Regions from separate parts of the Homo sapiens genome. Here region 2 is linked to region 1. The links are chromatin loops, found by intact Hi-C in ENCODE. Cell type or tissue: natural killer cell. All regions are shown on one strand. Links, peaks and the distances in the headings refer to the core of each region. The heading gives the core; the rest is flanking DNA.

Region 1 (2,911 bases), core at 303-2,802:
TGACTTTGTTCCTCATTTGCCTTCTGCCACGATTGTGCGACCTCCCCAGCCGTGCGGAACTGTGAGTCCATTAAACCTCTTTCCTTTGTAAATTCCCCAGTCTCGGGTATGTGTTTATTAGCAGTGTGAGAACAGACTAATACAGTAAATTGGTACCAGGTAGTGAGGTGTTACAGTAAAGATACTCAAAAATTTGGAAGCAACTTTGGAACTGGGTAATAGGTAGAGGTTGGAAGAGTTTGGAGGTCTCAGAAGATGACAGGAAAATATGGGAAAGTTTGGAACTTCCTAGAGAGTTGGAGGGCTCAGAAGACAGGAAGATGTGGGAAAGTTTGGAACTTCCTAGAGAGTTGTTGAATGGCTTTGACCAAAATGCTGATAGTGATAAGGACAATAAGGTCCAGGCTGTGGTGGTCTCAGATGCAGATTAGGAACTTGTTGGGAACTGGAGTAAAGGTCACTCTTGTTACTTTAGCACTAAGAGACTGGCAGCATTTTGCTCCTGCCCTAGAGATCTGTGAAACTTCGAACTTGAGAGAGATGATTTAAGGTATCTGTTTGGAAGAAATTTCTAAGCAGCAAAGCATTCAAGAGGTGATTTAAGTGCCGTTAAAAGCATTCAGTCTTGGCTAGGTTTGGTGGCTCACACCTGTAATCTCAGCACTTTGGGAGGCCAAAGCTGGCGGATCAGTTGAGGTCAGGAGTTCCAGACCAGCCTGGCCAACAGAGCAAAATCCTGTCTCTATTAAAAATATAAAGATCAGCCAGGTGAAGTGGTGTGCTTGCACCTGTAATTCCAGCTACTTGGGAGGCTGAGGCACAAGAATTGCTTGAACCTGGGAGGCAGAGGTTGCAGTGAGCAGAGATTGTGCCACTCCAGCCTGGGTGAGACTCAGTCTCGGAAAAAAAAAAAAAAGTGAGACTTAAAAAAGGTGAGACTCAGTCTCAAAAAAAAAATTCAGTTTTATGTATTCACAAAGACATGGTTTGGAATTGGAACTTCTGTTTAAAAGGGAAGCAGAGCATAAAAGTTAGGAAAATTTGCAGCCCGATGATGCCACAGAAAAGAAAAACCCATTTTCTGAGGGGAAAATTCAACCCACTGCAGAAATTTGTGTAAGTAACTAGGAGCCAAATGTTAATCACTAAGGCAATGGAGAAAATGTCTCCAGAACATGTCAGAGGTCTTCATGGCAGCCCCTCCCATCACAAGCCTGGAGGCCTAGGAGGAAAACATGGTTTCCTGGGCCGGATTCAGGGCCCCGTTGCTTTGTGTAATCTGGGGACTTGGTGCCCTGTGTCCCAGCCGTGGCTGAAAGGGGCCAATGTAGAACTCAGGCCATTGCTTCAGAGGGTGAAGCCCCAAACCTTGGCAGCTTCAACCTGGTATTGGGCCTGTGGGTGCACAGGAGTCAATAATTGAGGTTTGGGAACCTCTGCCTAGATTTCAGAGGATGTATGGAAATGCCAGGATGTCCAGGTAGGGGTGTGCTGCAGAGGCGGTGCCCTCATGAAGAACCTCTGCTAGTGCAGTGTGGAAGGGAAACGTGGGGTCAGAGTCCCCACACAGAGTCCCCACTAGGGCACCACCTAGTGGAGCTGTGAGAGGAGGGCCACTGTCCTCCAGATCACAGAATGGTCGACCTACCAACAGCTTGGACTGTGGGCCTGGAAAAGCCACAGATACTCAACACCAGCCAATGAAAGCAGCCAGGAGTGGGGCTGTACCCTGCAAAACCACAGGGTGGAGCTGCCCAAGACCATAAAGACCCACCTCTTGTATCAGTGTGACCTGGATGTGAGACATGGAGTCAAAGGAGATCATTTTGGAGCTTTAAGATTTAATGACTGCCTTGCTGGAGTTTGGACTTGCATGGAGCCTTGATTTTGGCCAATTTCTCCCATTTGGAACAGGTGTATTTACCAAATGCCTGTACCCCCATTGTATCTAGGAAGTAACTAACTTGCTTTTGGTTTTACAGGCTCATAGGCAGAAGGGACTTGTCTTGTCTCAGATAAGACTTTGGACTTGGACTTTTGGGTTAATGCTAAAATGAGTTAAGACTTTGGAGGACTGTTGGGAAGGCATGATTAGTTTTGAAATATGAAGACATGAGATTTGGGAGGGGCCAGGGGCAAAATGATATGGTTTGGCTCTGTGTCCCCACCCAAATCTCACCTTGAACTGTAATAATTCCCATGTGTCAAGGGCGGGACTAGGTGGAGATAATTGAATGATGGGGATGGTTTCCCCCATACTGTTCTCACAGTAGTGAATAAATCTCATGAGATCTGATGGTTTTGTAAATGGGAGTTCCCCTGCACAAGCTCTCTTTCCTGCCACTGTATAAGATGTGACTTTGCTCCTCATTCACCTTCTTCCATGATCGTGAGGCCTCCCCAACCATATGGAACTGTAAGTCAATTAAACTTCTTTTCTGTATAAATTACCCAGTCTTGGGTATGTCTTTATTAGCAGCGTGAGAACAGACGAATATACTCTACCTCCCAGGTTCAAGTGATTCTCCTGCCTCAGCCTCCCAAGTAGCTGGGATTACAGGTGTGTGTCACCATACCTGGCTAATTTTTGCATTTTTACTGGATGGGATTGTACCATGTTGGCCAGGCTGGTCTCGAACTCCTGGCCCCAGGTGATCCACCCACCTCAGCCTCCCAAAGTGCTGGGGTTACAGGCATGAGCCACCATGCCTGGCCAAGGTTTGCATCTTAGAAAGATCTCTGTGCAACCTCAAAAACAGGATTAAAGAGGAAAAAAGGCAAGGAGATTAAATCAGGAGAGTTTTGCAATAATTCCTGTGAGGGTGATCAGGGTCCAAACTAGAGCAGGGGAGGTGGAGAGGAGGGTTGGTGATTGAATGTGGAGGGCTTGGGGGATTTGGATGGGATAGGA
Region 2 (2,911 bases), core at 246-2,745, 250 kb before region 1:
GACAGGGTCTCACTCTGTTGCCAGGCTAGAGTGCTGTGGTGCAATCTCGGTTCACTGCAACCTCCAGCTCCCTGGTTCAAGCGATTTTTCAGTCTCAGCCTCCTGAGTAGCTGGGATTACAGGCATGTGCCACCATGCCCAGCTAATTTTTGTATTTTTAGTAGAGACGGGGTTTCACCATGTTGGCCAGGATGGTCTCAATCTCCTGACCTCGTGGTCTGCCCACCTTTGCCTCCCACAGTGCTGGGATTACAGGCGTGAGTCATCGCGCCTGGCCTGGTTTCCTTCTTTTAATCCCAGGGCTGGATCTCCTTACCAGAGCACTTTGTCTTACAACTCAATTTTTTTGTCGTTGGTTTTTTGGTTTTGTTGAGACACAGTCTCACTCTGTCGCCCAGGCTGGAGTGCAGTGGCACGATCTCGGCTCACTGCAAGCTCCGCCTCCTGGGCTCCAGCGAGGGAGGTGTGCCTCAGCCTCCCAAGTAGCTGGAATTACAGGTGCATGCCACCACACCTGGCTAATTTTTGTATTTTTAGTAGAGACGAGGTTTTGCCATGTTGGCCACGCTGGTCTTGAACTCCTGGCCTCAAGTGATCCTCCCACCTCAGCCTCCCAAAGTGCTTGGATTGCAGGCATGAGCCACCGTGTCCAGCCTCAAATATGTTTTGATTAAATATATTTCCTTCCTTCCTTCCCTTCTTCTTTCTTCTTTCTCTCTCTCTCCCTTCCTTCTTGTCTTGTCTTTCTTTCTTTCTCTTTCTTTCTTTCTTTCACAGAGTCTCACTCTATTGCCAAGGCTTGAGTTCAGTGGCATCATCATAGCTCACTGCAGCCTCAAACCTCTGGGGTCAAGTGATCCTCCCATCTCAGCTTCCCAGGTAGCTGGGACTACAGGCATACGCCGCCATACCAAACCAATTTTTAGAAATTTTTTGTAGAGATGGGGTCTTGTTACAATGTCCAGGCTGGTCTCAAAGTTCTGGGCTCAAGTGATTCTCCTGCCCCAGCCTCCTGAGTCATAGGGATAACAGCATGAGCCATTGCTTCAGCCGTTTTGATTAAATATATATTTTTATCTGCTGAAGCATCCCAGCCCATTCTAGCAGGAGGACTAACCTTTAGCTTGGCTTTTTGAGACATTTTGGAGATTGATGGGGCCTTGAAAACAAAGGTGAAGCCAAGAAATATAACTAAACAAGTCATTTCCTGTGGTATTTGCAAGGTGATTATAAACAAGGCCAGCAGCAGTACATTTTTTCCAAGGCCTAGGTGATATTACAATGAAGAGACACACGAGGGCGCCCTCGCTAGCTCTCAGTAAGATAGGAAGGTGACAGAAACATGAAAAATAACAGCTATTGCAGACCATGGTCATGGACACTGGAAAATTCTGGCCAGGCCAGCCACACTTGCGCTGTAAGCACATACTGTAGTGTTACTTTAATTTATTTTGAAAGCATTCGTGAGAGTTCAGCTATCAGAATGGCCTCATGCGAGGGAAAGATCATCCCTAATGTGGTGATGAGGCGTGGCTGCCAAGATCCACAGGATTCCATTTGTTCATTTATTTAAGTGCATGTGTTGAGAACCTGCTATGTGCCAGGCATGCACCCAGGCCTCAGGAGTACAGTGCTCCATGGGACAGGATGGAGTCCTCTGGGCGCTCATGGTCTTGTCTGAGTGTGTGTGTGGGCATGTGTGTAGACACACCCACCCACGTGCAGTAAACGTCCCCCAGCCCAGTGGCCTCACCGCTTTCCCACCATCGGTCGTGGCAGGTGCCCTGCAGAGGAGATCTCACTGCTGTGGGCACCCCAGCATGGCATGTTCCAGTCCTTTAGTTCTGACAGCGATAGCACAATTGATCGTAGATGAGAACAAATGACATCAGAGAGGGACAATCTTGAATCATTCTCAAATTCCCTTTTTTTTTTTTTGAGACAAGGTCTCGCTCTGTCACCCAGGCTGAGTGCAGTGGCACGATCACAGCTCACTGTAGCCTTGACCTCCTAGGCTCAAGCAATCCTCCCACCTGAGCCTCTGGAGTAGCTGGACTACAGGTATGCACCATCATGTCCAGCTAATTTTTAAATTTTTGTGGAGATGGGGTCTCACTATGTTGCCCAAGCTGGTCTTGAACTCCTGGGCTCAAGCGATCCTCCCACCTCAGCCTCCCAAAGTGCTGGGATTATAGTCGTGAGCCACCATGCCTACCTTGAACTTCAATATTTAAACTTCTATTAGCAATAGATTATGTGCAACAGACCTCACAACTGATGGGGGCAAAACCCCGTGTCATGCTCTGAGCTGACTGTTCTGACATCTACCTGGTTTTGGAGTGACCAGTTTTAGGTGCCATCCAAAACACAGACAAGCGATAATTAAATTCATCATCAGATTCAAGACTTTTTCCCCTTACACATCAAATCTAAAAGTTATGTATCTATTAGATTTTTATTTTGAAGTGCTGGCTGACTCTTTCTATTAAATATGAAACTTTAAGCCAAGTGTGGTGGCTTACGCCTGTAATCCCAGCACTTTGGGAGGCTGAGGTGGTCGGATCACTTGAGGTCAGGAGTTCAAGACCATCTTGGCCAACATGGTAAAACCCTGTCTCTACTAAAAATACAAAAATTAGCCAGGCGTGATGGCACACACCTATAATCCCAGCTACTTGGGAGGCTGAGAATTGCTTGAACCCCAGAGGCGGAGGTTGCAGCGAGCTGAGATCTCACCACTGCACTCCAGCCTGGGTGATAGAGCGAGACTCTGTCTCAAAAAAAAAAGAAACTTTATTGTTTCTGTGAAATCCAAGATTTATTTACTCAATTCACATCTGCATTTGTTGAACACCTATTATGCGCAAGGCCCTCTGTGGGATCCTGAGATGAATGAGCAATGGTCGCTCTT

Evidence for each region. Peaks named below come from ENCODE experiments on the same cell type or tissue, not always from the same donor. Only the 100,000 strongest peaks of a DNase experiment are listed, where the experiment ranks them.
Region 2: a loop joins it to region 1, with 8 times the contacts of the local background. A loop is called at or near these places in 20 of 110 quality-filtered maps.

Annotation. Positions count from the first base shown.
Region 1 is chr14:91,425,841-91,428,751 of GRCh38, forward strand. No RefSeq gene overlaps it. Among named protein-coding and RNA genes, the nearest start is that of CCDC88C-DT, 9.0 kb to the left of the region's middle. In natural killer cell, for the core only: a CTCF peak has its summit at 1,599 (motif pointing left); a DNase peak (open chromatin) is centred at 1,591.
Region 2 is chr14:91,176,247-91,179,157 of GRCh38, forward strand. All of the region lies in intron 7 of DGLUCY (D-glutamate cyclase), which reads left to right. Among named protein-coding and RNA genes, the nearest start is that of SNORA11B, 51 kb to the left of the region's middle. In natural killer cell, for the core only: CTCF peaks have their summits at 1,279 and 1,481; a DNase peak (open chromatin) is centred at 1,295; H3K27ac peaks cover 525 bases.